Regions from separate parts of the Homo sapiens genome. Here regions 1, 2, 3, 5 and 6 are each linked to region 4. The links are chromatin loops, found by intact Hi-C in ENCODE. Cell type or tissue: heart right ventricle. All regions are shown on one strand.

Evidence for each region. Peaks named below come from ENCODE experiments on the same cell type or tissue, not always from the same donor. Only the 100,000 strongest peaks of a DNase experiment are listed, where the experiment ranks them.
Region 1: a loop joins it to region 4, with 10 times the contacts of the local background. A loop is called at or near these places in 73 of 110 quality-filtered maps.
Region 2: a loop joins it to region 4, with 2.0 times the contacts of the local background. A loop is called at or near these places in 9 of 110 quality-filtered maps.
Region 3: a loop joins it to region 4, with 5 times the contacts of the local background. A loop is called at or near these places in 42 of 110 quality-filtered maps.
Region 5: it touches region 4 in a loop (5-fold over the local background); 41 of 110 quality-filtered maps call a loop at or near these places.
Region 6: a loop joins it to region 4, with 2.1 times the contacts of the local background. A loop is called at or near these places in 41 of 110 quality-filtered maps.

What each region holds. Positions count from the first base shown.
Region 1 is chr15:57,143,648-57,148,647 of GRCh38, forward strand. The region is part of intron 5 of TCF12 (transcription factor 12); the gene reads left to right. Among named protein-coding and RNA genes, the nearest start is that of SNORD13D, 130 kb to the right of the region's middle. In heart right ventricle, a CTCF peak has its summit at 2,936 (motif pointing right); no DNase peak of the experiment used is centred here; H3K4me3 peaks cover 1,013 bases; H3K27ac peaks cover 2,192 bases.
Region 2 is chr15:57,015,100-57,020,099 of GRCh38, forward strand. All of the region lies in intron 3 of TCF12 (transcription factor 12), which reads left to right. Among named protein-coding and RNA genes, the nearest start is that of TCF12, 99 kb to the left of the region's middle. In heart right ventricle, a CTCF peak has its summit at 2,098; a DNase peak (open chromatin) is centred at 4,517; H3K27ac peaks cover 998 bases.
Region 3 is chr15:56,494,314-56,499,313 of GRCh38, forward strand. It overlaps LOC105370832 (a long non-coding RNA gene), which reads right to left. Exons shown (of 4, transcript XR_007064652.1): 2 at 2,600-2,760; 3 at 1,370-1,478. Among named protein-coding and RNA genes, the nearest start is that of MNS1, 32 kb to the left of the region's middle. In heart right ventricle, a CTCF peak has its summit at 2,398 (motif pointing right); no DNase peak of the experiment used is centred here.
Region 4 is chr15:57,211,634-57,216,633 of GRCh38, forward strand. All of the region lies in intron 8 of TCF12 (transcription factor 12), which reads left to right. Among named protein-coding and RNA genes, the nearest start is that of SNORD13D, 65 kb to the right of the region's middle. In heart right ventricle, a CTCF peak has its summit at 2,372 (motif pointing left); no DNase peak of the experiment used is centred here; H3K27ac peaks cover 1,947 bases.
Region 5 is chr15:56,819,564-56,824,563 of GRCh38, forward strand. No RefSeq gene overlaps it. Among named protein-coding and RNA genes, the nearest start is that of LINC03065, 65 kb to the right of the region's middle. RefSeq lists an enhancer at 4,604-4,773. In heart right ventricle, a CTCF peak has its summit at 2,330 (motif pointing right); DNase peaks (open chromatin) are centred at 2,348 and 4,861.
Region 6 is chr15:56,830,131-56,835,130 of GRCh38, forward strand. No RefSeq gene overlaps it. Among named protein-coding and RNA genes, the nearest start is that of LINC03065, 54 kb to the right of the region's middle. In heart right ventricle, no CTCF peak of the experiment used is centred here; a DNase peak (open chromatin) is centred at 2,251; H3K27ac peaks cover 1,019 bases.

The DNA of each region.
Region 1 (5,000 bases), 68 kb before region 4:
AAGAGAAAGGCAGACAGAGGTTTATTCACATGTGCATTGCCTATACACATGAGTGTACCCAGAGACGAGTTACTCAAAAGACTGTTTAAAATTTGGAGTTTGTATACCTAACTTGGTAGAAGAAAGAGAGGGAAAAGTCAGGGCACTTATGGTAAGCAAATGACTTTTTGTAAAAATAAATGGGTCTTTAGGATAATAGATTGGAGATAGGCTACTTTGTGACAGTGTCTCTCTGGGTGTGGTGCTTACTTCTGTCTCCAGTAAGAGAGATTAGAGTTGCTCCTGGGGAGGGTTTTTTTGACAATTGAGTTCTTTTAGGAGGCTCTGCTTTTAGGCAGATAAGGATTTCAGAAACTGAAATGCCTTCAGCACAAAATAATTCTTATGCCAAAGTGTAATATTTTAGGATAGCATATCCTGATCCACCTTCACATGCACTGGGAAACTTCTATTAGTTTTTGAACAGTGGAGTGTAATGAAGATGATGTTCTTGTATGGATAGATGGGAGCAAAGAGAAACTAGAGGCAGGGGTATCAGTTGGGAGCCAAATGCTTATGTGTTCATCCACAGGAATCTAAACTGAGATGGTGATTGTTATGGGCAGAAAGAAAGGGATAGATACGAGGCACATTCTAAGGATTATCTTTTGGAATTTGTTCACTCTTAAAATGAAAGTGACAGAAAGAGAAATAGATGATGCGTAGTACAAATAAGTTCACATTCTGGACCAGAACAGGGCGTATTCCTGAACTTACTTGAAAATAATTTGATGACATCTTACTGTTTAATGTAAATGCTTTTAATGTAAACAAGTAGCATTTAATTACATAAATTACTTAGAGTTCTTACACTTTATAGGCTTTCTTTTCTTATACTTGTGTTCCTAAACTTGTGACCGTTTTGTACTGATGATTGGGTAAGTCAAATCATCAAATGACGTAACTTCGTTTGTTTTTCCCTCTCTTTTTGAGACAGCTTCTCACTCTGTAATCCAGGCTGGAGTGTGGTGGCACGAGCTCAGCTCACTGCAACCTCCGCCTCCTGAGCCCAAGTGATCCTCCCACCTCAGTCTCCCAAGTAGCTGGGACTACAGTCACACATCATCATGCCCAGCTAACTTTTTTGAATTTTTTTGTAGAGATAGGGTTTTGCCATGTTGCCTAGGGTGGTCTTAAACTCCTGAGCACTAGAGATCCACCTGCCTCAACCTCCCAAAGTGCTGGGATTACAAGCATGAGCTGCCATACCTGGCAGACCTAACTTCTTTGTGCACATGTTATATGGGTTACTTCACATGCATGAATTCTTTTAAAGATTTTAGCTTATCTGTAAGGAATATACTATATACTATGAGCATTTAAAAATACTTTTCCTGTATCAAATACAATGTTTATTGTAGAAAATCAAAATATGGATGAGCCAAAAGAAAATAAGAACATCCCTTATTTAAGAACATTTAAACATCTTAATAAGAACATTTCCATATGCCCAGGGCTACTGTGCTGCTTTAGTCTTCTGCTCTAAAGTTATTCTGCAGGGTATTCTGTCCATAGCTAATATTGGGAGAAAGGCAATCTAATTAAGCTTATTTACATTAATGAGTATTGGTAATGTGTTACAGTACAGAGAACCTAGGATTTGGAATCAGAACCTGAATCTTAGCAGTGTGCTCAGCCTTCACTACATTTATGACCTTTGGTAATTTAGTTGACCTCAATGATTCTCATTTATAAATGATTTCTCATTTATAAAATGGGAATAATAAAACTTGATTATCAGGGGATTGGTGAGTGTGAAATAAGATAGAAAATGCACAGTAAATGTAGTTTGAAATATGTAAAAAAAAAATGTGTACTAGGGATCATTGATAATGAGTGATGGACTTCTAATTCTTACATTATTTGCTTTTTGAAGTTTCTTGGTCACCCATATTGACCACAGATTGATAGAATCTTAGCTGTTCATTTAAAAAATATATTTTAGAGAATGAAAAAGGGAAAAAGAGTTGGTGTAGGAGTCACTTTGGTAAGCACGCTGACATAGCCTCAGTTTATATACTCAGGGATGCCTTCCTAGAGCTGTTCCTGATTCTCTCTTTCTTTGAATCCACCTGATCTCTAAAAGCTAACTCTATGCCCAAAGGTCAGTCAGCCTCTCCTTATGCTACTCTGCTCCTGCTGCGTGATAGTTGAGGGTAGGAAGGCTTTTGAGTTTAGAGCAGCGTTTCTGAAGCTTTATTGCTTATAAGAATCATCCAAGGATCTTGCTATAAAATGCAAGTTCTAGTTCAGATCATCTGGTATGGTACCCGAGATTCTGAATTTTTACAAACTTCATGGCCTTGCCTCTGATCTGAATATTACACTTTGAGTGGAGTTAAAAAACATGAATGATGTTTTTTATGTGACTTTTTATTTCTAAAGCTATTTGTAACTTAGGGTATTACTCATATTGTTATTACATATACCCTTTAAGATTTCATGTTAATTTCTTCTATTTAATACAGTCTTGTTCTCTGTGTAAAGCCTCAAACTCATTAGTTGCCCCAGGGTAATAATGAGGGTAACCAGTACTAGCATAAAGTGGTTACACAGGAGAACCAATACCAAAGGAAAATGTAACTGATAGTAGCAAGGTTTTTCTTTCATTCTTAAAACTTTGTCAACATCTCTCACTAATAGTAAATTAAATGTGAAATTTAAAATGAAATTACTAGATATACAAATTTGTTACATTTTCACCATGTTACAGAGTATTCATGTAAAAATCACTTATATTTAATAGCCAGTGTATTCATATTGTTTTAAATTAGGATTTTGTCTTAGGAGAGTTATCAAGTTCTATTTATTTCTGTGATACAAAAAATATTCAAATTTATATTATAGAACTCTAAGGAAATGAATACCGGATTTAGTCAAGGCAGAAATACCAAGACACAAGGGGGCACTGTCTTACCATAATCTGACTGATTTTAATTTAGCTTTTTGTTTGCTGTGAATGTCTTTCGTTTCCAAAATTCTGTCTTCTTTGTAGTTAATCATGAAAGCTTAAATATTATACATTCCTCTAAAGCTGTAATACTTAAATCAACTGAGCTTTCAGATTTCACAAATCAAATGTGCTCTTAGCAACATTTGGGAACCTTTCATTGTATTTGGCGTGAAATTGGGAAGAGTGGATGATAATTAGAGATGGTGTAACACACTGTTAGTGTTTAGGTCTGCGGTGGGGAAAATCACTGTAAAAATAATTCAGTTGATTTGGAGAAATATAGTGCCTCTGTTAGGCAGAAATGAGTTGGGATAAAGATTGAACTGTTATAAGCTGCAGCTGCATTTGCCATAAAATACCAAGTTGGTGCTGATGAATGTTTTGTTTTTATTGTCATGGAAACTTGGAGCTGGAGAATGGATATTCTATTCATTTGGGAAAATAGCAGTGCCTTGCATAAAACATAAGGGCCTTCCAAAGCAGTTCCTTAAATAGATATTGGCTGAATATAATCCAAAAAGTTGAGGAAGTAAAAGTGAAATAAATGCAATCATTTCTGGATCACTTCTTCCATTCTCAGTACTAACAATGTAACTATATATTCAGTTATTAAGCTTATTACTTCTAGAAAGTTTAATTCCAGTAAGCATGGTATTTGTTTAACATCAGTGTAATAGTTATCTAACCCTTTAGAGCTATCTTTATATTTATTTCCTTAGTTGTAAGATATCTTTTGGGAACTCTAAACCTATATCCTATTAAACAACTACTTCTGATCCCCAAATAGTTTGTTTTTTAAATTAATCCTGCTTATCTGCTATAATCTTTCATTGAAATATTTTAAAGCATTTTATACTTTTTTTAAAGCTTTACCCAAAATAAACTCTTACCATAAAAGCACTAAGTGAGATCTTTGCATGTTCTAGGGAAAAAAAACAGAAAGTATAAAATAAAAAACCTATAAAGGTGCAGTTAAATCCTTGTGCATATTTTATAAAATTATGAATGGAAAGAGACAGTCACAGGAACAGAAAATGCAAAGGAGTTTTGGGTTCAGTTATCACATATGTGATAATAGCAAAATACAAATATGGAAAATGATAGTAAAATGTAGATAAAGTGACAATACAAATTAAAGCAGAGTTCCTAAACTTTATAATAGGAAAAGGGGAAATTGTGAGTTATAATGGTTTTACCAAAGGTTACTGGCCAAGTTTCATTATCTCTGCAAGGGAAACTAGACTTTTTTTTTTTTTTTTTAAACAAAGTCTTGCTCTTCTGCCCAGGCTGGAGTGCAGTGGTGTGGTCATAGCTCATTTCAGCCTCCAAATCCTGGACTCAACAATCCTCTCACCTCAGCCTTCGAATAGCTGGGAGTACAGGTGCACGTCACCATGCCCTGCTAATTTTTTTTTATTATTATTTGTAGAGACACGATCGCACTATGTTGCCCAGGCTGGTGTCAAACTCCTGGGCTCAAGCCATCCTCCCACCTTGGCCTTCCAAAGTGCTGGGATTACAGGTGTGAGCCACTTTACCAGGTCGATTTTTGTTAACAGTATAATAAAAAGAAAGAAAGAAAGAAAGGCTAGAGTGGGGTTATTTTAGATAGTTTAGTCAGAGAACCCTTCTCTGAGGAAATAATATTTGAATAAATGCAAATGCACCTGTAGTCCCAGCTGTTTGAAGGCTGAACCCAGGGTTTGGAGGCTGGAATGAGCTATGATCACACCACTGCACTCCAGCCTGGGCAGCAGAGGAAGACTTTGTTTAAAAAAAAAAAAAAATTGTCTAGTTTCCCTCACAGACTTAATGCTGTGACAAAAGAACAATTCATACAGAGGGGCTAACAAGCCAAACCAGCAGCCTTCAGTGGGAGGGAACTTGGAAAGTTGGAATGTTCAAGGAAAATGACAAAATACAAGTTTACAAAAATTGTTTTTTCAAAAAATGCTCAAATGGCCAGGCACAGTGGCTCATGCCTGTATTCCCAACACTTGGGAGGCTG
Region 2 (5,000 bases), 200 kb before region 4:
CCAACATGGCGAAACCCTGTCTCTACAAAAAATAAAAAATTAGCCGGGTATGGTGGTACATACTTGTAATTCTGGCTACTCAGGAGGCTGAGGTGGGAGGATCACCTGAGCCCTGGAGGCAGAGGTTGCAGTGAGCCAAGATTGTGCCACTGCACTCCAGCCTGGGCGATAGAGCCAGACCTTGTCTTAAGTGAAAAACCAAAACCAAAATTCAGATGCTTTAAATTTAACATAGTGCTAAGTCTCCCACCCGTTTCCAGATGGCTCAGCCCATGTTTTGGTTTTCATTCCCCATAACCAATGATGGCCCCAGCACTCTAACCTTCCATGCAAAATAGCTGTCAATATCTTCAGATGTCTTGCCCACCCCCATTTTTGTAGCCATTGCTCAGTTATTCCATAAAGTGGCTGAATGCCACCTTGCTGTTGTGTGGACAAACAGGAGAGGTTTGGCTGGCTGAGGTTTGGCTGAGTTTAGAAGTAGGGCAAAATCTCAGGCCCTTCATGGTTGACACTGAGATTATGGGTGCTGTCTCTGGAGTGTCCATTTGTGGGCTACATAGCCCCATGTCATGTTTCTTAGACAGTTTCTCCAAAAAAACAAGGACTTAGAGACTCAGTTATTTGAACTAAAATAAGAATGCTAAGCCACACTATTCTGATGGAAGACCTTGTTTGAAGTACTGTGGGCTTGTGCCCTGACTGATTTATATCTTACTTGTGGAGTTCCAACCATTGTAAACAACACTTCTTTCCAGGGCGATCTCATGACTTCTTGGTCCCTTAGTTCTTATATAGAAGCCAGACATTAATTTGCCCCCTTACCAGAAACATAATGACTTGTATTGTAAGAGTGATTTTAAGAGACCTTTAGGTATTTAAGGAAACATCATATAGTTCTCATATGATTGCTGAGATTTCTCCAAAATCAGGCTAACCTAGATTACTTGGGGGAATTTCCTGGAGGGGCTGACTCATTCATTATTTACGTGTACCCTGCAGGTAGTTTATCTCTAGGATGGAGTCATCCGGTTAGGATAGGTATTATGAAATCAGTCCCTGACTTCAGCTGAAATGATTAGTGTTAGGATTTTATCTCTAAAAGGTATTCAGGTCAGCATCAAGTCACTAGCCAGAATTGTTATGTATGATAGAATTGCCTGGGACTTCTTCATGGGCCAGACAGATTACAAGGTAGATTCTGTGTAATTGCCAATGCATCTTCCTATACCTGGATTAATGCTTTAGTTTAAGTGGAAAGGTCAACACAGAAACATGAGGAGGAAGCCAGTTGAATTTCTAAGGTAGACTTTGATGGTTTATGGGATTTGTTTAGCTGATTTTGTCCAAGACCCTAGAGGACCTAGTGGAAGTCAGTACTGTAGATTGACCTCACCTTGCTGCTCAGAGTTCCTGTTTGTAGTAGCCTTAATTACATAATTCATAAGGCAAATTAAATACATTTGGTCCTCCCTTTGTTGGTCAGATTAATCAGCTTGGTTGATAGAATGGCATACTTATAGAAAAATTGACTGGGAGCCTAAGACAATGTAGAAGCAAAGGGTACATATTGTTAGAAGGTGATTTTCCTTGGGCCTCTTGCATTTCCATGTTTTACAAGCAGAAGCACTGACTGCCTTTGTTTTGGACTGTCCTTTCAAGGATGCTTGTATACTAAACAGCCATGGAAAGTAGACATAGTTTCTCCCTCTGGAACAAAGGGCAGGTATGTTTACTGTGTATATGGAGAGAGAATTTATCTCTCCAGAGCAAAAGTCAGCCATACTTACTGTGCATTATAGATCTGGGCTTCCTAAACTCAGGCTTCCTTTCCTGTAAACGCACTGGGCATGCAGACATCCATTTGGGCTCATCCGTGTTGCTGTCATGACAGTGGGGATAAGGGAACTGATGCAAATATGCTGATATATTCTTGCTGGGATGTGACTAATAAAGTCATTTGTCTCTGATCTGAGTCTCCTGTCTTCTACCTTCATCCTTGAAAGGGTGGCAGGCTACCTTGTTAGTTTACAAGTAGGGCAAAATCTCAGGCCCTTGACACAGTTGACACTGAGATTATGGGTGCTCTCTCTAGAGTGTCCATTTGAGGGCCTCGTAGCCCCATGTAATAAAAGATCCATTTGAGAAGTAAATAAAAATTTCAAAGGCATATACCCTTCAGCCTAGCAATGCCATTTAAATGTATATGCCCTCTAGCTGACTTAAGGAGAGTCACAAGTTATCGCCCTTGAGACAAATCTGGCTCACTGCTTATTTCTTGTAAATGAAGATTTGTTGTAACATAGCCGCACCAATATTTATTGGTATTGCCTATCATTGCTTTTGCACTACAAGGCACAATTGGGTAGTTGCAACAGAACCATATGGGCAAAGCCAAAAATAATTCTTAACTGTTCCTTTAAGAAAAAGTTTGCAGGGCCCTGCTTTAGCATGCTAGCCCAACATTGTTTACTTTAAATATATGTGCAAAAGTAGGTATACAAAGTAGGTATATCAAAATAGGCATACAAAGATGTTCAGTGCAGAATTATTGGTAATATTTTTTAAAACCCACCAGTTAAACTGTAAGCAACCTCAGGAGATGTGAGAAGGTCTAATTTTCTTTCTTTTTTTTTTTTTTTTTGCCTGAACATTGCCTCATTCTTTAGATTTTAAAAAGTCATACCTTGCAATGAATTCCTGGTGACTCTGGTATGTGGCCTTACATACTTGTTCTTTAAATATACATGTATATTTCTTCTTCTTCACCCAGTTTTAGAAAAGAAGGGATTGTCACATAATATAATCTGGGAAAGAAGGCAAGGGACACCAGATTATTTTGGTAAACCTCCATGTATCACAAACTCCAGGGAGTGTAAGAATCACCCAGTGAGGGTTGAGGTGTTACTGTTGAATTTTACATTTTAGTAGAAGGATCTTGGAAAGCCAGTCAAAAAGTAATTTAGGACACTAAAGTGTCGACCTAAAAGGAAGAAGCTGAGGCAAAATTAATGTAAGTAGAGAGCGTATTGGGGCCAAGCTTGAGGATTGCAACCTGGGAGCATAGATTCAAGTTGCTCTGAATATACACATTGATTAGCAGCAGTTACAGGTGAATTTTTAGAGGCAAAACAGGTGGACTGATACAAAGTTGTTAGGAATTTTTGTTAGTTTACAGAAATAACATTGATTAGTGATTGGCTATACATTGTTAAGCTATGTGTGTGGCATTAGGTTAATTTATAGCTACTTGTTGCAATAGCAAGCAGTTTCAACAGATGACTGCATAGCTCAAGAGGCAGGAAGTAGGATGTAATTGCTGTCTCATTTTAATGCCTCTCTGGGCCGGATTTATTTATTTATTTTTATTTTTATTTTTTTGAGATGGGGCCTAGCTCTATCGCCCAGGCTGGAGTGCAGTGGCAAGATCTCGGCTCACCGCAACATGTGCTTCTCGGGGTCAAGCCAGCCTCTCACCTCAGTCTCCTGAGTAGCTGGGACTACATGCACGTGCCAGCATGCCCATCTTGTATTTTTTGCCATGTTGCCCAGGCTGGTCTTGAACTCCTGAGCTCAAGCACTCCACCTGCCTTGGCCTCCCAAAGGGCTAGGATTACAGGCATGAGCCACTGTGCCCTAGCCGGGGCCTGATAATTTGAAAGGGCTCATATTCCTCAGATAAAAGTTCTTTTCTCAAAGTAAAACAAAAACAAAAGAGAGAGATTGAAACAATAATAACAAAAGTTATTGCTTTGGATGTTGATGAGCCACGCTAACTACTGGTTCTTTTTAGAGTAAGGAAGACCCTCTGATTCTGTGCTGAGATGTGTTGATAAAAATCTAGAATGGGGTGAAAGGCCTGGACTGACTAAGGCTTACGAGACAATTAAATTGACTTTAAATTGAATAAATCTGGTAAGAAAGTCAAGCCAAACTGTTTTTGGAATTTGGTAGCTGTTAAGAATGAGAGGAGTTGATACCTTGGTAGAAAAGAGTTTTTAGGAATCAACCTAACAAGAAAGTAGGCAAAGTTCTAATACTTTGGTAGCCAGCACTGGCTAAAGTGCAACTTGTTAGCAGACAATATTGAAGGTATTTCAGAAGTATTTTACTCGTTGCCTTTTACTATCAATGTAGTGACCATGTGTTTTGAACAGATTAGTATTATTTAATTCCTTTGGTTAGACATAGGAATTAAACTTCTTTTATTCTCAAAGTCTCACATACTTGTAATCTCCTGATGGGCTCTTCTTACCCACTGCACAGATAAACCCAATTCACTGAGACAGTGTTATTGCAGTAAAGAAAGAGTTTAATGCAGGGCTGGCCAAACAGAAGGACAAGAGTTTATTATTACTCAAATCAGCCTCCCTGGGAACTCAGAGGGAGGCTAAGGTTTTTAATGGGTAATATGGTGGCCAGGAGGATAGGGAATTATCCTGTTGCTGATTGGTTGAGGATGAAATTATAGGGGTACGGAAAAACGGTCTTCATGTGCTGAGTCCACCCACCTCTGGGTGGAGGCCACAGGACCGGTTTGAGTCATGAGTCACGGGTCCCAGTGGAGTCAGTCTGTTGTCAGAATGAAAAATTTTGAAAAACATCTCAAAAGACCAGCCTTAGGTTCTCAATAGTGATGTTATCTATAGGAGCAATTGGGGATGTCACAAATCTTGTGACCTCTGGCCACATGACTCCCTAGAAGCAAAAGACTATAGAAACTATGCCTACATTTTATTAGAATTCATGCCCCTCCTGTAATTCTAACCTTGTGACCTTTCATTAATTTTCATTCCCTGAGCAAGGAGGGGGATTAGTTTTAGGGGGGGACTGTTATCATCCTTGCTTCCAAGTTAAACTATAAACTGCATTTCTCCCATGGTTAACTTGGCCTATATCCAGGAATGAGTTAGAACAGCCATCCTGTGAGGCTAGAAGCAAGGTGGGGTCAGCCATACTAGACTTCTCTCTCACTGTCATAATCTTTGCAAAGGCGATTT
Region 3 (5,000 bases), 720 kb before region 4:
TTCTGATTTCAAAGAAATGAAAGACACAATTGTGATCTCATTGTGGTAACACAACATAGAAGGAACAATTAGACTATGAGACTAATATAATAAATTGCTTAATTGTACCACATTGTAAGAGGAGATCAGAAGAGGGAGAGCTGCATGTGGTCCAGGGAGGGAAGGGAGAGCTAAAAGGGAGAGTAGTTGGTTACACTAAGCTTTGAAGATGGGTAGGATGTGCACAGGATGGCAGCCCTACTGATGTTGCAGCCCTTGCCCTTGATGCCCTGCCCTGGGCCTGGAGCCTGCAGTGACCCATCTCCTAGAGCTGTCCTGGTTTTCTTGTTGTTGGTTATGCCTCCCAAGCAGAAATTGCAGTAGTTATTGAGAAGGGACAACCATCAGGACACTTCTTGGATTTTTGTTTCTCATAAACTGAGAAAACTGGGCTGGGCTGGCTGAGAGTCCTCCGTGACTACACCCTCCTTCTCAGCTAAGTAGGAACAAGTTTCATTACAATGCTTTCCACTTGTCAAACACAGACCTTCCTTGCCCTGATCAACTGGGATGAAAGCTCCCCACTTCTTATGGGGCCACCCACAATCTGAGGCTTTACCCTTGCCATGACACTTGGGGTATCTTGTTCAGAGTTCCCATCATCCAGCTGTTGGAAAAGTAATTCCAGTACTCAGCTGGTGGTCATAGAAACTTAACTGTCCTCAGTTCAGGGATATAAGATTCCTTTAAGCCCTTCTACCTGAGAGATTAGACTTTCATTCCCCAGAGTCTGGTCGAGGTCTGGTTTAATAGGTAAGACAGAAAGCCATGGATCCTCAGAGGTAAGTTTGTGCTTTATCTGTCAACATGAGACATGGTGAACAGTGCTGCCTGGAAACCAGTCTCAGGCCCCGGTTTTGCCCTTTCATCCAGATAAAGCAATTGCTCTGGAATAACATGATCTGCGAGTCCAACAAACAGGCACACCCTACACTCAGCACACAGGCTGGCATTGTTAATATGGCATGCTTTATGGCTTCCCAAGAGAGCTTTGCTATGTTTCCTACCATGGCCACCATTTTCCCTCCCCATATAAGTCTTTACATCTTCAGTGCCTAGCCCAGAACTGGCATGCAAAGACATTCTATAAATGATGCTGAATCCTGAGGGAGACACTTGGCAGATGAATGACACTAGCTAATACAGCGTTTAAAGGCATGGTGTGACACAAAGATAAACATAAATATCCTCTATTTCTTTCACAACAGTAACTTTGAAACCCCATCTTTTGGAAAAGCATTGTCTCCACTATGATGCACACGTCAATGATTCTGCTTATCAAATTCTGTTGAGCCAGCATGGAAGGAACAACTCTCTGTAGTCTATTTACCTTAAGGAGCTCAGTCACATGTCCAGCTCGCAGCCTGTTTATCAGGATGAAGGATGCTCTCTGGAGAGAGCAGACAGCAGGACAGGCCGGGCTCAGATGACAGTCTGCCCTGTGGAGATTGACTTTAATGAAGCACAGAATAAACAGGAAGATTAAGAGGGTGCAAAAATCAGTGACAAGTTCTAAGTTCACCTCTCTGTTGGAAATGAAATGTTCTCTGTACACCTGAGAGCTGTCTCTGGGCTATAGATGAGGGCATCTGTTTGGTTGCCAATGATTCCATGCTATCCAAATCAGCCTCTATGTGAGCGCAAAAAAGTTTTCTCTTAATTTACAGACGTACTTCTATGCATTTTATTTAAATCTACCCACAAGGAAATTTTATTTAGAATGAGTAAAAATATTGGATTTATTAAAGGGTTTGAGAAAATATTTAATAGGCTAAGATGTTACCCTGACAAGCAGAGATTAAATGTTTTTAATATTGATCTTTTATAAAGTCCTTCCACATTCCTTTGTGCTGAGAAATCACGCTTTCTCAGCCATTCGTGACATAAAGGTGTAGTCAGTCCTGTAGGGATGGCTCACCTTATAAAAGAACTAAGTTCCTGGATTTAAATAAAAACAAAAACTAGTTTTCTTCACAACACAATGCTACTTGTTTAGGAACTTAATGTCATTTAGACATTTCATTGTACATTGTTTCAGTTCCTTATTTCAAATATGATTTTCAATAAATATTTAAAAATCTAAGTTACAAAATAACCAGAGGGAATAGTCCAGAATTCACACCCATCTTTTGGAGATGACAGTTTTGTTTAGAGGATCCAAATGGAAATATTTTCTCATGTCATCATTGTATGTTTTTCAAAAACATAGATATTACTAAAGGTGATAGCAAAGTATTCATTTTATATATATAGCATATTCCTTATTATTTAATCAAACTGTGAGAACAATTCATGTGTATGTGTGGGTGTAAACATATTGAATGCTTATCGAGCATCATGTAATCCTGCTGATAGTATTGTAGCATTTGTACCAGTAGATGGCACTCTGATTCAAATTGATATTCTAAGCTCCCTGTTGTCCAGCAGTATCGTTTCTTCGGTGGTAAATGGTAAGCACAGTGTACTAATCTGCCGGCATGTACCCAAGTGAAAATGTGTCGTAACACAAAAGTAACTCAAAACAAGATTTGCAGACTATTTTAGGAAAGCTGACATGTACCTGGGTAGAGTGCACAGTCATAATACAGTAATCAGAATGCCTGGATCCAGAAGGGATTCGTTGAGAACTTCTCTACTGAAGGGGCTCGTTAAGTAGACTTCATGGAATGGAATGGAAGGAACATGTGGCAGCGAGAAGCAGATATTCTAGGTAGACGTTGCCTTTAGGAAGGTAACCAGAGAAGTAGTTATGAGGAATGTGATATAGTTTGGGTCTACCTTGAGGAAGTCCTCTGAGACAGGCTTAAAGTCAATATTTAAACTTCATACCATGAGGAGAAAGTGGAGAGGGGGCAAGAGAAACACAAGCTAAGCAAAAAATAAGCAAACAAGACATGGTCAGCCAAAGTTATGCCTGGCATCCAATTTTCACTTTTGATTATTTATCATAGTAAATAAAACTCAAATCAGCCAACTGAGCCGCCATTTTTAATTTGGGGTTGTAAATAAGTGTAAGTTGTTACATTTATATTTTACATTATGTAATTCTGGAGATAATTCAACATATCTTAGTCAAATGGAAACACTGAGTTTTCCACCTAAATGTAGAACTCTGAACCACATGTCTCCGGCACTTCAAAAAGCCATCCACTAGTCTTTAATTTTTCGTTACCTTAATAAGTAATTTCCTAACCTTCTGGCTGTTTCGTCTGCAAATTCTGTGTATTGTTCATTTATTTTGCTTAAACTTACAATAACCGAGAGGTCACAGGGAAAGAAATGTATGTGTGATTAGGATTTCATTTGCAATTATTTTTAGAGCATTTGAGGCAATGGAGGAGTCTTAATTGGTATTATACTTTCTAATGCAAATTCTAAGTTAAAGCAGGAAAGAGATGTTTTAAATAATTCAGCAGCAACTGTACCAAATGAAGAATTAGTTAAATCTCTTTAAGGTCTCAAGTACATAGTAAACCATTAATGAAAACTACGTTGTTTAATCTACAGAAAGTGTTTTCCGTTTGCCATATGTTACCAGGACTATCACTAAAATAGTAATTTACTGTGAGGATGAGGCTTTAAAATGCTGTGCTGAGGCCCTGGGTTCTGGAACCACTGGCTAGGTCAGCACTTTGTGGTTTTAAGCAGCGATGTGCCTTGGGTAAGAACAAGAGAATGAGGTTCATTAATTCTTGAAATGCCTTAAACACAGACATTCTGTACTTTTTTGTTGTTGTTTTCTTTTTTGGAAGGGTGAAAACATCCTTAAATAGGTTTAGTACAGAGATTGGTTAGTTCTCCTCAAGAATAATAACATCTCCCTTTGAATTTCCATGACTGTTCATTGGAACAGGGCTTTGAAATTTGCTGAAGCCAGGGCTTTTATGTGGCCCCCATTCTGACCAACAGAACCAGTCTACAGATGACTAGGTGAAGTTAAGCGTGGAGTGTGGTAGAAAAGCACAGAAGAAATGGAGCTGCCATGGTGCGGATCAAACCCATGACCGAAGTCGTGTGGGCCACTGCTCTTGAGCACAGCCAGTCACTCTGAGTTTGTCACTGCTGCTGCCATTGTATTGCAGGTTTGCTGGCCCTGGTATTTTAAGATAGTTGGTCACATTCCTTAACTATGAAAATACATGTCCTGTTCAGGTAAGTTCATATGACTAGAGGGAGGTGCAGGGTTGTATTAAGTGGGGTGAATGGTAAAAGATTAATCTAGAATAATAGGAAAGAGGGTCACATTATGGAAAATGTTGGACACCCAGGACTTGGGTCTCATAGAAACAGGTCTGAGGCTGAGAACTTAAACACATTCTGACTTAGTCCCAGTAGTTTATTACACATTTGCCAAAGGAGTTGTAACTTAAAATTTTATTTCCAACCATAACCCACAAAAAGAATCGCATAGCCCCTAAAATATTCATGTTATTGCTGCTGCATGTTCATGCTAGAATTTGAGGTTTGCCTTCAGCTACACCTTAGCACAAAAGAAATCATACTAAAAATAATTGCCATAAAGGCATCAACTTGCTCATTTGCTCTCTTTCACTGTAAGACAATAAACAAATTAAATGATATCTCATTTGCCTTTATACATTTGCATATTTAAATGTTTGGAAACTTCCCTGCTAAGGAAATTGGGCCTCATCAGACAGACTAGTAGTGGGTGAATACCTAAAAATTTCAAATGTATTAATTCTTTCTGATTATTATTAGAAATTTTCATCGACTGTTAGACTATATCAATGGCATATTGTTGAATAAATGAAGCAGATTAACACAGCAGTATGCCATTGTGAAAAAAAAGTGATATACATGTTATATATTTATTTTCCAAATACACATAATGTGGTAATACACCCACACATAAAAACCAGTATGTCAGCTTTGGGAGACCGAGGTGGGAGGGTTACTTGAGGCCAGGAGTTTAAGATCAGCCTGGACAACATAGTGAGATC
Region 4 (5,000 bases):
ATGCCTCTTGCAGGTATGATTATAAAAATACAATTTAAGGCTGGGCATGGTGGCCCATGCCTGTAATCTCAGCACTTTGGGAAGTCGAGGCTGGCAGATCGCTTGAGGCCAGGAGTTCAAGACCAGCCTGGCCAACATGGCGAAACCCTGTCTCTACTAAAAATACAAAACTTAGCAGGGTGTGGTAGCACACGCCTGTAATCCCAGCTACTCTGGAGGCTTAGGCATGAGAATGGCTTGAGCCCGGGAGGTGGAGGTTGCAGTGAGCCAAGATTGCACCAGTGCACTCCAGCCTGGGCAACAAAGCAGGACTTTGAGACATACACACACACGCACACACACACACCACACACACACACACACACACACACACACTTTAAGATTGGTGTGGACACCTGGTATCATCTATGCCAGTGGATCACAGCTTGAATCTTGAATCTTGAATACAACAAGATTCAAAATACATCAGAAAAACCTAACAAATTCTGTGGATTCTATACTTTACCAAAATAAAATGGTAATTAAACATCAGGTTTCTTTCACTGGAATTATTTCAACTCAGTATGGCAATGCTTCATTTACCTTTTAATCTGAAGTTCTGAACTGCAGTTACATGGCTTTGAGTTTTCTTTTTTGCTTTTGTTCATTTGTTGTTGTTGTTGTTTTTCTAGAGACGGTCTCTCTCTGTCACCCTCGCTAGAGTACAGTGGCACAATCATAGCTCACTGCAGGCATGAACTCCTGGGCTGAAGCGATCCTCCCACCTCAGTCTCCTAGGTAGCTGGGATTACAGGTGCACACCACCCAGTGAATTTTTTAACTTTTTGTAGAGACAGGTCTTGCCATGTTGCCCAGGCTGGTCTCAAACTCCTGGGTTCAAGGGATCTTCCCACCTTGGCCTCCCAAAGTGGTAGTATTACAGGCATGAGCCACCATACCCTGCCTTGATTTTTCCTTTTAAGAGAGAAAAATATTTATCATAATGGAATTTTAAAAAAAGAGTCTGAGAGACAAAAATCTTTCAAAATAGGAATTCAGAGTTTTGGGGTGGAGTGCATAATAAAATGTTTTATTAGTGGTGAAATGGCTAGGAAGTCTTTGGCCTAGTTTAATGGTTTAATGCCTGCATTTTACAGAAATGGAAAATTAGGCTCAGGGAGAGTCAACGACCTACCCTAAGCTCTCTTGCCTCCTGAGAGGCAGAGCTGAAACCTGGATCCCTGTCTCCTGACTCCCAGTTTAGTGCTCTTTCGCGTTACATGATATAACTCCACAGTTTTCTGGGACCTGAGTAGCCCATCTTATATTACATAGAATACTAATGAATGATAGGGAGAATACTTCTGCCCTACTGCATACACATGTGCTACTGCTACATAGAACAAGTAGCTTAACAAATTTCTTCCAAGTTTTATATCTGTTTCCCAGTGTCTGTTTAGGGACACTTGTCATTGTTAGGAATAGTGAAGCATAACCAAATACTGGTCAAGCACTGCTTGTTTTGCGTTGTTCTTTGTTGAAAATGTATGACTGACACCATTTCCCATCTTTTTCCCTGTTGATGTCACTCTTCTTAGATGTCTTTTCAAAGTGAAGTATTTTTTGGCTTTTGTTAAGAATGGTCACCAGAATTTACTAATAAGAAACCATTCTTAAAAGATACGTCTTTTCATAAATTCAAGATCTGTATGATTTCTTCCAGTGAATATAGCAAAAATTAGCTTTGCTTTTTTACTTTATTGTCACAAATGTGAGGGAGGATGTTTTGGTAGACTCAACATTTATTTAGAGGCAAGAAGTATTAAAAAATTACTACCACTAGCAAGAATTTTTACTGAAACAAAAATATAGATTGGGGACCAAAAAATAACTTAATGTATAAGTTACTTACAGCTTTGGATTGCAGATTTTTGAAATGGTTCTGGGCTAAGATGCAGATGTTAACTTCTGGTCTTTTAAAAAATGAATTTAAAATAGAATAGAATATCTTGGTGCTGTTCCATTTCTCATAAATTGAAAGGATCTGATGTCTTCCAGTTCAGAAGAAAAAAAAATCGCACAGGCCAAAAGAAGAAACAAAAAAACGGGTGGCACTTTCTTTAAGAGACAGCTAATTTGACCCAAGACATCATGTTCACAAAAATTATTTAGCTTTACAGATGATTTTGAATGATAGCTTTGTTTGCCTACAGTTTTGTTTTGTTGTTAGATTGCCTAACGAGTCAATAGCGCAAAGCCTTGTGTCAGTCTTGAAAGCTCTTCAGAAGTGCTGGTTTCTTAAGGAATTTAAAAACCTGAGGGTCATCCTCATTGTTTTTTTTAATGTGTGCATACACACACCTTTAGGCAGTCCTTTGATTATGGAGCCATCTGCAGGAAAATTATCAAGTTGCAACATAGTTAATGATTCTCTTACTGTGTTACTTCAAGTGGTAAATGAGAAGTGACAAACTGCAATTCACGTAGGGAAGGAAAGGGGAAAGAAAGGGACAGCCAAGAGATGCAGGGGCAGGGGGACCCCCCCTCTTTAATTTTTCAAAGAAAACTGCTTTGTCGTTGTGAGTTTGTGATCAAAAGAAACGTGCAATTTGCTTCAGATTTTACATATTCTCAGTAATTATATAGTTCTGTCTCATTTGAAGGGTTATCTAATGATTGCCTTTTAGAAGCTTTGTATGATCTGTCAGTTCTGTTCATGTTGATGTCGGAGGGATACAATTTATTCACCTCAGAAAGAGATTTATTTGCTTTCTTCTCCAGGAGGTATGGCTGTTTTTACATATCCTCATTATAGTCGTATGGTTGTCAAAAGGAAATTAATTGTTCTTTTGCCTTAAAAATGCAGTTTACAGAGGTGATTGTTTCCATTGGCTATATAGGTAGGTGTTTTCTGTTTTGTTAATCATTAAGCATTTCTAAAACTCAATTTAGACTTGAGATATTTGTAAAGAAACAGTATGACATCTGATATCCTGTATCTGAGACAGACGCTATTTTATGAATTTTAGCATGTGTCTTTACATTGTGTTGAGAAGTGTATATTTATATGTGTTGATATCCAAATAAGTTATTTACCAGTACTCAGACTAATCTTTAATATCCACTGGTTATTGGTTTGGTTAAGATTTTGGTAATCACAATTGAGGCTTAATTGGAACAGTTTTTTTCATGGAGTGCCACTTGAGTAAAGATCACAAAAATCAAGTCTTTGATTTTTAAGATTTTCATACAGTGGAAAGATAGTAATTAGAAGGCTTTTTACTGATAGACTGGGTTATCAGCAAGATGGGAGTGATTGTTGAATTAAAAGATGCACTATTGATTTTAGATCAATAACACTATTAACTTTAAATAATATGCATTGAATGCTAGTGGATTGGTTTGAAAATGATGCATTATTTCACTGGAGTTTTATATTCTTGATTTCTTTCTTGCAGAAGTAAATTTTCTAAAATGTGAGGATATTAGAAAAACCAGAATAACAACTTTCTGAACATATTTACAAAGTAGCATATACTACCAGAGAAGTCTGCAATATAATGTTCAGATATAAAACCTGGAATTTTGATGTCTGACTTAATTAGCAAGGCTAACTAAAATACTGCACATTTGAGAGACAGCATTCACTCACATGTCATCTCTTTACAAGGTAGATGAGGAAGAAGAGGCATTGGGGAAGGTTCTTTTGCTTTGAATTTGTTCAGTTGCAGATTCTCTCACTATCCTCTTAAATCTATCCTCACCCCTACCTCCCTTGCAGCCAATAATTTATTACTTACCGAGTTCATCCTTTAGGAAAATATAGTGTTCATTCGTGGAGTTATTCATGTGTCAGCTTTTAAGTTTGGCTTCATTTATTACTCTGAAAGTCTGTTTTCCAAGATTTGATTCACTTAGAAATAATGTTGAAACTTTTCGTGAGGAATATTATGAGTGGGTTTTAGGTTTACTTTTCCAGCCAGATCTTCTGGCTTTTGGGACAGTGGAATGTTGCCTGTTTGTTTTAGAAGAATATACAGTAAGATTAACCACTAACTGGCCTATGTTAACTAATTCAAGATACATAATTCACTTCAATTAAAAATTTTCTTTCCAAAACTATTTAGAATTTTGTGTTACCTTTAGAAACATTCTTGCTTACGGATCATTTAAAAATAGCTATAACTGTTGTAGTGATCCAAATATCAGGATAAAAATGAGCTAATAAAGTAGATAAAAATACTGCGTGGATAACTCTAAGAAATTTTATATAGCTCTCCAAGGAAGATCTGTTTCCCAATCAACAGAAAAGTAAGATGGAAGAGGGAAATTTTGCCTGGAAGCCTGGAATTTAAACTGAAGTTTCCAGAGAGCTCTTACTTGGTAGACTTTTTGAAAACATCTTTTCCTATATCGTCAGTAAAGAAGTAACTTGTTTAGGCAAAGCACGTTATGGCTTTTTCTTGCCTAGTTTAGGTCTGTGCTTAATGACTACTGGAATAGCAGCAAACATAACATCCTGATAACATTTGGGAGGAAAAGCCATATTTGAAAATTGGTGAAATGCAATAATCTTTAAACCAGGAATCATCAGTTTGCTAATAAAAGGTATATGGCTCCAAGTTACGTATTTTGTCAGGGTCCTCTGGCATTTTCACTAGTCATTTTGCTAGTGTGTACAATGATTCCTATCTTGCTGTAAAACTTGGTGATTTTTTTATATTGTTGAACTAGGTGACATGAATATTGAGTCAGATCACATAATCTTAGAGTAACACATAAGTGATTATGTAGCGTTGTGGGTGGAAACAATTCTGGATAAAAAGTGCATGACAGTTCAGAACTACTGTGCAGGCAGCCTGTCTGAAATCAGGTTTAAAAATTGGCCCTGTCTCCAGCTGACTCGTTTTGTCAGACTGAGTCATAGGATTAACCCTTGACATGTTCCTTTAAAAAAAAAAAAAAAAAAAGCAAAGATTAAACAACTGCATTTACTAAAGCAGCACTTGATCCATCTATAT
Region 5 (5,000 bases), 390 kb before region 4:
TGAGGCTCATTGGAGCTGAAGAGGTAGAGATTCAGGGGAAGCATTCTACGGAGAAGCTGAATTTAAAACCATTTGGGCAGTACCAAAGAACCATCTTTTCTAAAAGGTTGGGTAGAGACAGAGTATCCATCCAAATATGAGGACAAACTGGGAAAATCCATTGTGAGCAAGCAAGTTTAAAACACAGCACAGAGGGAGAAGGTAAAAAAAATATTTAAGGTAGGTTTCTTAATTTTTTTATAGGATGCCAGCAGCCTTAGCCTGATGTGGGAGGAGGCTCTAATCAGGTCTGGCTCTTCTTCCACATTCCACTCCACTGGGTGGTGTTTTTCACTGGGTGACTACAAAGTCTTAACATGTTTAGGTGGGTTCTTAGTTGAGGTGGGAGCGTTTCATGTGTTTGCTTCTCTAGCAGACATCCTTTCTCAAGGACAGGTACCAGATCTGGCAGTGGCACTTCTGAGAATCCAGAACCTTTTGCAAGACACGTGGGCTCTTCTAACTCAGTTGTCAGGGTAAATTACTTGGCTCTGTGTCTAGGGCAGAGTCTCAGTGAACTGAGCTAGCATGAGCTGGCTGAAACAGACCTCATCTCTGCTTTTACTAAGAAAATAGAAACAACCACAAGACAACTGTAACATTTCCCACCAGCATTCTCATTAAGTTTTGCCTTTCCTTCCTTGATGATGGAAAAACTGTCCTAGACTCTTAGTCCTCCTAGACCTTGTGACTTAAGCCCTGGATTCCCCATCACCTACTCAAAGGCTTTGCTCTTTTCATCAATCACTGTCTCCACCATCTCTACATCTCCACTCTCTGTTTGATCATTCCCATAGCAGATACACATGCTATAATATCTCCTGTCTTTAAAAAACCTGTCTTCTCTAGAATTACACCCTCCTCCAACTACTCCCTCCTGCTTCTCAGGCCTCCTTACATCATCATTTCTAAAGCAAGTTGTCAATACTCAGTGTCTCTCCACTTCCTCATTTCATGGTCTCTTTTCAGTCTTCTCCAATCATGTTTGCTTCCCTATGATTGCACTGAAGCCATTCTTCTCAGGATCACCAGTGAGCTCTACATGTCTTAAATCCTCTGAACAATTTCCCAGCCCTTCTCTTACTTGACCTCTCAGTGGATTTTATTTCACTTGGTGAACCACCTGGAATCTGAGTCAACGCACTGTCTCGGTTTTCCTCCTGTGTCCCTGGATTGGCCTCTTCTGAGTCTGCTGGCTCCTTCCTCTTATTCCTCATTTTTTAATTTCTTTAAACATCTTCTGTTCTTTAAATACACTCGTTCACTTTATAGGAGATCTTATCCAGTCCCATGGCTTTAATTTCTGTCTCTCTGTCAATAACTCCCAGATCTATATTCTCTAGCCCTGACATTTCCCCTGAGCTCCAGACTTAACATATTCTGCCACCTACTTGACATTTCCATTAGATGTCTAATAAGCATTTCAAATTGAACATTTTCAAAATAGAACTTGGTCTTATCTCCCAAACCTGTTTTTCTTACAGTTTTATACACTGCAGCTCCTGGCTTTACCATTCATCCAGCAGCTCAGGATATAGACTTGAGGCTCATTCTTGACCACTCTATTCCTCTTACACTCACATATCATAAAAACCCAATTGTGTGGGCCCCTGCCAGACCTGACTACCTCTATTAGTGATGGCCAGGACGGGCTATCTTCAAAATTCCCAGCAGATGATTTCCAGGATTAGTGCTGTAGTCTTCCCTCGTGTGTCTATGGCTCCCAGGATTGGGTATGAAATGGTAAACCCAAAGTGCTTGAGGAAGGTGACTCTGGTGCAAACTGAGTTCCCGCATCTAATTTAGCCACTCCAACTCTATGACAAGTGATTCTTAATCCCAAGGAAGAGGAGCAATTATACTCTTTCAAAAGCCGGTTTCCTAGAGAAGGAAACCCAGAGGTGGAGACTTCAGGGCTGGGTCTTCCAAGCACTAGATATTGCTCATCTCAGTGGATGGAGACATTCACGTGGACTGGGCTGGGTCAGGTAGGTCAGGGGAAGGCAGGAATACCTTAAGTAAGGCTTGTTAGGAGACTGCATCTGCATCTGAGAACCAAGAAAAGCCTCCATCCCTTTTGAGCATGTCAATTATTACAACAGACTATGAAAAGAAATGTGTAGGGAATTGTCTAATGAATTCCAGGAATTGATAAATATATTTGATAAATCATGTGGGCTCTTCCTCTGGGACTACAAACACTTGAAGCATAATGCAGATGTCTCGACTGGACAGAATAGAGCCCAGTAATTCTTCCATTCTCTTGGACATGTACTTTTCAGGGTTGGCCTGCAGGTGGTGGTGTAGCCCACAGAGGACTTGAGGACCTGTCTGGACAAAGGACTCACAGGATGTTAGATTTAGATTCGTATATTAGGATTTTGTCCAAGTAGCTCATGCCTCCTTGATCCTGCATGAGAAGATGACTAGGGCCTGCACAGCCAAAATGACACCATAATCTGCCAGATCCCCCCTCTCCCATTGATGTCAAAGCTCTTGGACCAGTAAGCTGGGTTATCTACAACCTCTTCCCTGTCCAGGCAGAGGATAAGAGAAAAACTCCCTCCCAGATACACTCAAAATGTACTTCCCACGTGAGGTTGCTAGTGCCTTTGAAGAGAGGGCATCTGTGGGTTAAGTGGCCAATTCATCATGGTGCTGGTGTTGTTGCTCCCAGACTCAGTACATGAAGTTAGCATCCTCCCTTTCCCCACACATTCTCCACCCCTGCCAAAGCCTTGGAAATAGAATTGCTGTCCATCACTGGCTTGGCAGGAAGCCACACATATTTGTAGTGGGGTCACAAATTCATTCACTCTGTACTCAGATGTGCGAGGAAAATATAGCTTCTGTATTTCTCCATAACTCATCTACTCATCCACAGGGAATTGGGAAAAAAGGACCCTAAATTTATCCCCTTCAGTTAAACTTAGTTCAGCTCAATAATTCAGATGCCTTCTTTATGTAAATTATCTTTAGTTTCTTTAGGTAAAATACGGTCTTTACATTTTCTCTCCATCTCTTTGTTGTCCTCCAAGTTAGTGACTCTGTCTCTGTTTAGTGGGGTCTGTAAGAATTTAGATGACCCACGCAGCAGAGATATTATCTGAATCCTCACTAACCAAAGGTGAAGTGGCTAGATTTTCTGTTTACTGGACTGGTGACCACTGAAGGTTGATTTTTCTGGTTTGGCTTTTTGAGGTAAAGTAATTTCCTCTGGAATCTGTGTTTCTGGCCATCTCAAAGTTTCTACTCAGGTACCTCTTTGTTTTAACCAGAGCCCTTTGGCGTACCTCTGTGCTCTCAAAACCTCTGTCTCATCAGAACACACGGGACTTGCTAGATCACCTGTACAACATCCCGGCCATGTAAGCCCAGGAGTGATGGCTCAAGCTCATCTATCAACCCACCTACTATACCACCTCCTCACCATCACTCCTTGCCAAGACTCTGGCCTCTGGCCTTCTCACTTCTTGTCTTCCTCATTTCTTCCATAATCCCTTGGAACTGGAAGGGGCAGTCTTTGGGCAACTCATTCACCCATGTACTATCTCCCTTCCAGGGTAGAGCAACGCATATCATGACCTAGCTTTCATAGGTGGTAAGGTTATCTTCTTTTTTCTTAAGAAAAAAACACTATGAGTTGAGGGCCCCATCTTAGTTCATGGTATGCCTTAAATCTGAATTTAAAAATCCTTTCTGGACAAAGCCTAAGTCTTGCTATAGATCAGTACGAACAATAATCAAAGCACAAAGGTCAGAAATTACTTTGTTGTTTTAGAGTTATGCTGTGCAATATGGTAACAGCTCCATGTGTCTATGTAACTTTAATTTTTAAATAATTAAGGTTTTTAAATTCAGGTCCTCAGTCATACTAGCTACAATACAAGTTTTCAGAAGCCACATGGGGATAGTGGCCACTATGTTGGACATCAAATATATAAAACATTAGCAGCATCACAGAAAGTTACATCGGACAGCTATTCTAGAGGCTGTCTACCCTTTTCCCTTTTCTGAGGCACTAAAACGCTTTTTCTTTTTGGTGACGGAGTCTCACTCTGTTGTTCTGGATGGGGTGCAGTGGTGCAATCTCAGCTCTCTGCAACATCCACCTCCCAGGTTCAAGCAGTTCTCCTGCCTCAGCCTCCCAAGTAGCTGGGATTACAGGTGCCCGCCACCAAGCCCAGTTAATTTTTGTATTTTTAATAAAGATGTGGTTTCACCATGCTTGCCAGGCTGATCTTGAACTCCTGACCTCAAGACCCACGTTGACCTCCCAAAGTGCTGGAATTACAGGCTTGAGCCACCGCTCCTGGCCTAAAATGCTTTTTAGATGGGTGGGAGCTTCCCAGAGAAAAAACAATTACTTATAATGGCCGCTGCTCTGCACTCCCAAGACGCGGGTTAGTCGATAAACCCCACCCACTTCCCCAAGTGCCGGTGGTATTCTTCTCTGTTTCTCCTAAGGAGAGGCTACATAATTTATGGAGCCCAGTAAAAAGCAAAACTTTATTCACAAATTATTTTAAGTTTCAAGCTATCAACACCAGAGCATGAATCCAAGTACAAGGTCTGAGGGCGGGTCCCAGTGTGACTGCATAGGGCTCGCACCTAGGAAGCTGGCCTTCTTTGAAGAGAATTGCACCCAACAGAGATGTCAAGGCAGCACTGTGGGCTCACTGGGGAATTTACTTATGAGCAGCAATGCCAGAGCCCACAGCTGCACTAGTGCTGACCAGGCTCAGATGTTAACTCTGACAGCTGCCCAGGGAATGCCTGTGGCTAGATGGAGCCACCCAGCCAAAAAGAAGTGACAGGAAATAAGGGCCCCAACATGTTGTATTGGAAAGCCCATTGCTGGAAGCTCTGGACATGTCAGCTGCTTCCAGCTGGGCATGTTTCTATCATAGCCAGGGTTGTGTCCAGCCAGGAAGGCTGAGACCTGTCAAGTCCATCATTTT
Region 6 (5,000 bases), 380 kb before region 4:
AAACTAAACAGCCAAAAAACATAAAAGATACTCAACTTCAGTAATAAATGCAAATTAAAACCACAATGAAGTACTATTTCACATCCATCAGAAGGGCAAAATTTAGAAGTCTGAGAAGCCCAAGTGTTGGTAAGGATGTGGAAGAAAAAGAAAAAAAGAACTTGTAAATATGGCTGGTGTGAATGTGTATTGTAGAAAATCACATTGGAGGACAATGTTGCAATATCAAACAAAGTTGATGAGCACATGCTAACCTATGACCTAGCAATTCTGCCTGTGGGTATGTATCCTAAAAAATTCTCACGCATATGCCCAAGGAGAAATGAAATACATTGTTTTTTGTAGCACCGTTTTTAATAGCAAAACATTGGAACCAACCTAAATGTTCAAAAATATAATTGTGGACAGGGCTCAGTGGCTCATACCTTTATCCCAGCACCTTGGGAGACCAATGTGGGCAGGCGGACCTCTTGAGCCCCAGAGTTCAAGACTGGCCTGGGCAACATGGTAAAACTTTGCCTCCACAAAAAATACAAAAATTAGCCCGGCATGGTGGCTCATGCCTGTAGTCTCAGCTACTCAGAAGGCTGAGGTGGGAGGATTACCTGAGCCTGGGGAGATTGAGGCTGCAGGGACCTGAGATCACAACACTGCACTGCAGCCTGGGTGACAGAATGAGACCTTGTCTCCAAAAAAAAAAAAAAAAAGAAAGAAAAAGGGAAAAAAAAGAATGGTGGATCAATAAATGGTGCCAAAGTCACACAATGAAATATCAACTATGTATGTGCAAAATATGTAAGAACCAGGAAGGAAGGATACATGCTAATTTCAGGATAGTGATTATCTCTGGGCAGAGAGCAATGGAATTGGGCAGTGGGTGCTATGGTTAAAATGTATCTGTAATGTTAAAACAAACAAGCAAAAAACTCTAAAGTCAGGCAAGATGTCAACATTGGTTAAATCTATGAAAAACAATAAGCCTGGATCATACTGCAGACTAATAAGAAATGATTTCCAGAACTACTTCAGAAGAGTGTGGGGTGTGGACTACCATGTGTGTAATGCTGAAGAAGAGGATGAGCTTGTTTGTGCAGACTTCCTAATGACACAAAATAAATTGGCAACAGTGATGGCCTCTGAGGGAGAGGGACACAGGAGACTGGCATAAGCAGAGGAAAAAGACCTTTACATCCTTTTTCTATTATTTGCCTGTTTTATCACTTGCATATATTTTCTCAATAGTAAAAAAATTAAAGCAAAAATATATTTTTAATAAAAATGATTCCTACCGCAACAATGCACTTAAAGCCAAAATTACAATTTTGAGGGACATTTTGCATGAAGTATAAGTGTACCCTTATGCTTGCCACCTTCCCAAATGACTGATTTTTCTACAGCGTTCCTGATAATAAGTTCCTTATGATCAGTCACACAGAAACATACACCCTGCCTGCTACATATGCTTTAACTGTGCATCTATTTATATGGGATGACAGATACTTTCCCTAATAAATCTTGCCATTTTCCCTGGTAAGGAACTGTGTGCTGACTAAATGGTTGCTGACACATGGGAGTTATTCCCATAATTTCCTCACACAGTAAGACAAATCAATGCAATGCAGAGCTCTGTTACAGACACTAACAGATTTGGAGCATGTCAGAAAGTGGGGGGGTATATAATGAATCCATGTTTCTAGACTTTCCTACCAGAGACAGCTTGAGGCAATCTGACAGCAAAGGCAGGATCTGAAGTCCTAAACTCAGACATTTTATCTCCGTGAGCTAATTTACAACCAAGAGAGCCACAATACTGTCAGATCTAGAACTCAACTACTTTAAACAGCGACCTTTTGTCTTATATTTTGCATTGATTTTTTTGAAGTGTTATGTTGTTTGAAAGCTAATTACCTTCCTAGAGGATTAATTTCAAACCTTTTCAAACCTAGAACCGCTTTAGGGAACAAAACAACTGACTCTCACTGCTTTCTTGTTATCCCAAGCTGGACTCCAAGGGCCCCAGGCCCCACTTGGTGTAAGGTATAGAATTCTGCTTTATACCAGTTTACAGGTATCAAGGAGGCAGGAGAGAGACTCAGGGTAGTGAGGGGAAAGAAGATCAGAGTCATCTCTTTTTCATGTCTTTCATTTCACAACTTCTTCCTTCCCATGCCTGCTGGTGCGCTCCCTCGCCTTGTTCCAGAGCCAAAAGACAGGTCAACTTCACTGCTTTTTATCCAAGTTGGCAGAGGTTGTGGCAGCGGGGTGGTAACTCTGCCCGATGTTCCCAAGCTGCAGCTGGGACATGTCCAACAGCAAAGTCACTCAGTAAACAGTTCTCTGTTTCTCTTTTCCTCGAGTTGGCTGGAATATCTCTAAGCCCTAGTACCACCCACTCTTTAATTCAAGACAAGCCCACAGACCAGAAACTTCACAGATCACTCTGTCTTAAAACAGTCTTTTGCTGGGTACAAAATACCATGTATAAAATTATTGATATGCTACAATTATTTCCATTCCAATCCCTATAGATTATCCTTTTTGACGGTTTAGTTTTTCTATTTTTATTAATATCCCTTGTACATCATTCAGTTCAATATTCAAAAACCTCCTTAGATGTTTATTTTGTGCCTAGCTTTGTGGTGATGTGGGGGAGATAAGCAAATACTGCACTTAACAGTTACTTATTTTAAGATGTTTACAAACTAATTGGAGAGAGAAAAGCCAATATGAAGCAAGTGATAACTAAAGAAAAACTGTCTTTAAACCCTAAAAGTGGGAGGAAATAGCAAAGACATGCAGAGGTCAGGAAAACTTTAAGAAAGATGTTGGCTGGGGCTGGGATTTGAAGGAGTGGAGGTTGAGGAGGGCTTTCCAGATCTCACAAGATGGTTAAGCTTCAGAGGCTGATCTCAGCAGAACATACTGTGGGACTGTCAGAGACCAGTTTAATAAAGCAACTCTGACACCAGAAAACTGGTAAACAAGCAAGCAAAAAAAACCAGGAACAGGTCGGGTGCGGTAGCTCACACCTGTAATCCAAGTACTTTGGGAGGCTGAGGCAGGCGGATTACGAGGTCAGGAGTTCGAGACCAGACTGGCCGATATGGTGAAACCCCGTCTCTACTAAAAAAAACATACAAATTAGCTGGGCGTGGTGGCATGTGCCTGTAGTCCCAGCTACTCAGGAGGCTGAGACAGGAGAATCACTTGAACCCGGGAGGCAGAGGTTGCAGTGAGCCAAAATCGCGCCACTGCACTCCAGCCTGAGTGACAGAGCAAGACTCCATCTCAAAAAAAACAGAAAGAAAAAGAAGAACAAGGGTAGATTAATAAGTTGGCTAAGAATTCATTATCCTTCCATATGTTGAGTACTAGAGATCAAAGGGAACTCATGAATCATGTCATGCACCTTCATGCCTTCATTTCACAGATGAGAACACCGAGGATAAGCGACTCAAAACAATTTCACCATAGCAGGTCACAAATTAGTGCCAGAGTGGAAATTCAACTCCAGGGCTTCCAACGCCCATGCATCACACTCCACTTCAAAACCCCACACTGTTATGCTTCACTGATGGAAGGCCCTTTGGAACAGTGATATACTAATAGTAACAAAATAATAAATTCCAAAGTAGAGGTATTATAGAAGGGATAAGGCTTATTTTGTGTACAGATATTTCTAAGTTTTTCTTTTCTTAAATTGCACTAGCTATTATATCAGGTTTCACCTCCTCTGCTTTTGACGAAGTCTTCCATGGCCCTGCCTAGCCTTTCTGACCTTATTTCCCAACACTCCCTATTCTACAGGCTCCACTCAAGCCAGATGTGTCCATTCATAGTCCCCAGCTTTTGCTAGGCTCGTGCCCATCTCTGGGGTGTTGCTCCTGTTTTCCCCTTTTCAACTTTCAATTGATATAAAACCCAAGGCTCAGTGAGGACCTTTGGCTACCTCAAGTCTTCTCTGGACTCCTATTTAATTTAACTCATTTTAATAAAATTTTATGGAGGACCTGCTGTGTGTCAGGCACTCTACAAGGCACTCAGGACTCCCAAATAAGTCAGGCATGGGTGCCACCCTCAAGGTACAGAGGCTAGAAGGGGAATGCAAACATGAAAAAATATCATTACCACCCAGAATCATAAAAATAGGTACAGGAAATATAGAGACATTCTGGTCTAGTAGATGGAAAGGGAGAAGATCTCATGGAGAGAGTGAGGTCTGAGATCAGTTAGTAGATGAGTGGAACTTCATCAGGGACTAAGTTGGGGGAAAGGGAAGGAAAGGGTTATTCCAGGAAGAAAAGACTGGATGTGGAAACGCACAGCATTTATCAACTTTGGTTTGGCTACCAGGTTCTGTACCAAACTAGGTTTGAGTTTGGTACTAGGATTTGGTTTGCCTTCAAAACAGTAGGTACCTAGAAGAGCTGGTGGGGAAAAGACAAGAGAGGTGGTCAGGACTGAACTGCGGCCTGTAGATGATAAAGAGCCAAAGACATCTGAAGAGGGACAATTTAAATCAAATGTTTGGGTGGTTTGTTCACAGGAATATGGGCCCGACCTTATATTCAAGAAATCAATGAAGCTATAGAAAGGACAGTTCTGGAGACAGATCCTGAAGAATGGGTAAAATTTCAACAGACTGAAATGGAGGGGAAGTCATTACATTATTAGTGGAGACAGCAAAGCAACTGTTTATTTGTTACCTGATTGTTCTGGGTACACTAATTTTTACTCCTGAGACATATTACCTAAATTCTTCAAGGACAGGAATCATTTTTCCAACTGCTTTTTAATAGTTCCAAGTAGCTAACACAGTTCTGGATACACAGTGGGTGTTTAGTCAGTTCCTAATAACTGCTTGGGGTGTGGCCAAAAAAAGGAAGAAAGAAAGAAGAAAAACCCTCATAATATTTGTTCATGACAGAAGCTCATTTTTATTCTTAAATCTGTTGCTAAGAATAAAAATTTTTAAGTTTTTATAAATCCAAAATTTCATA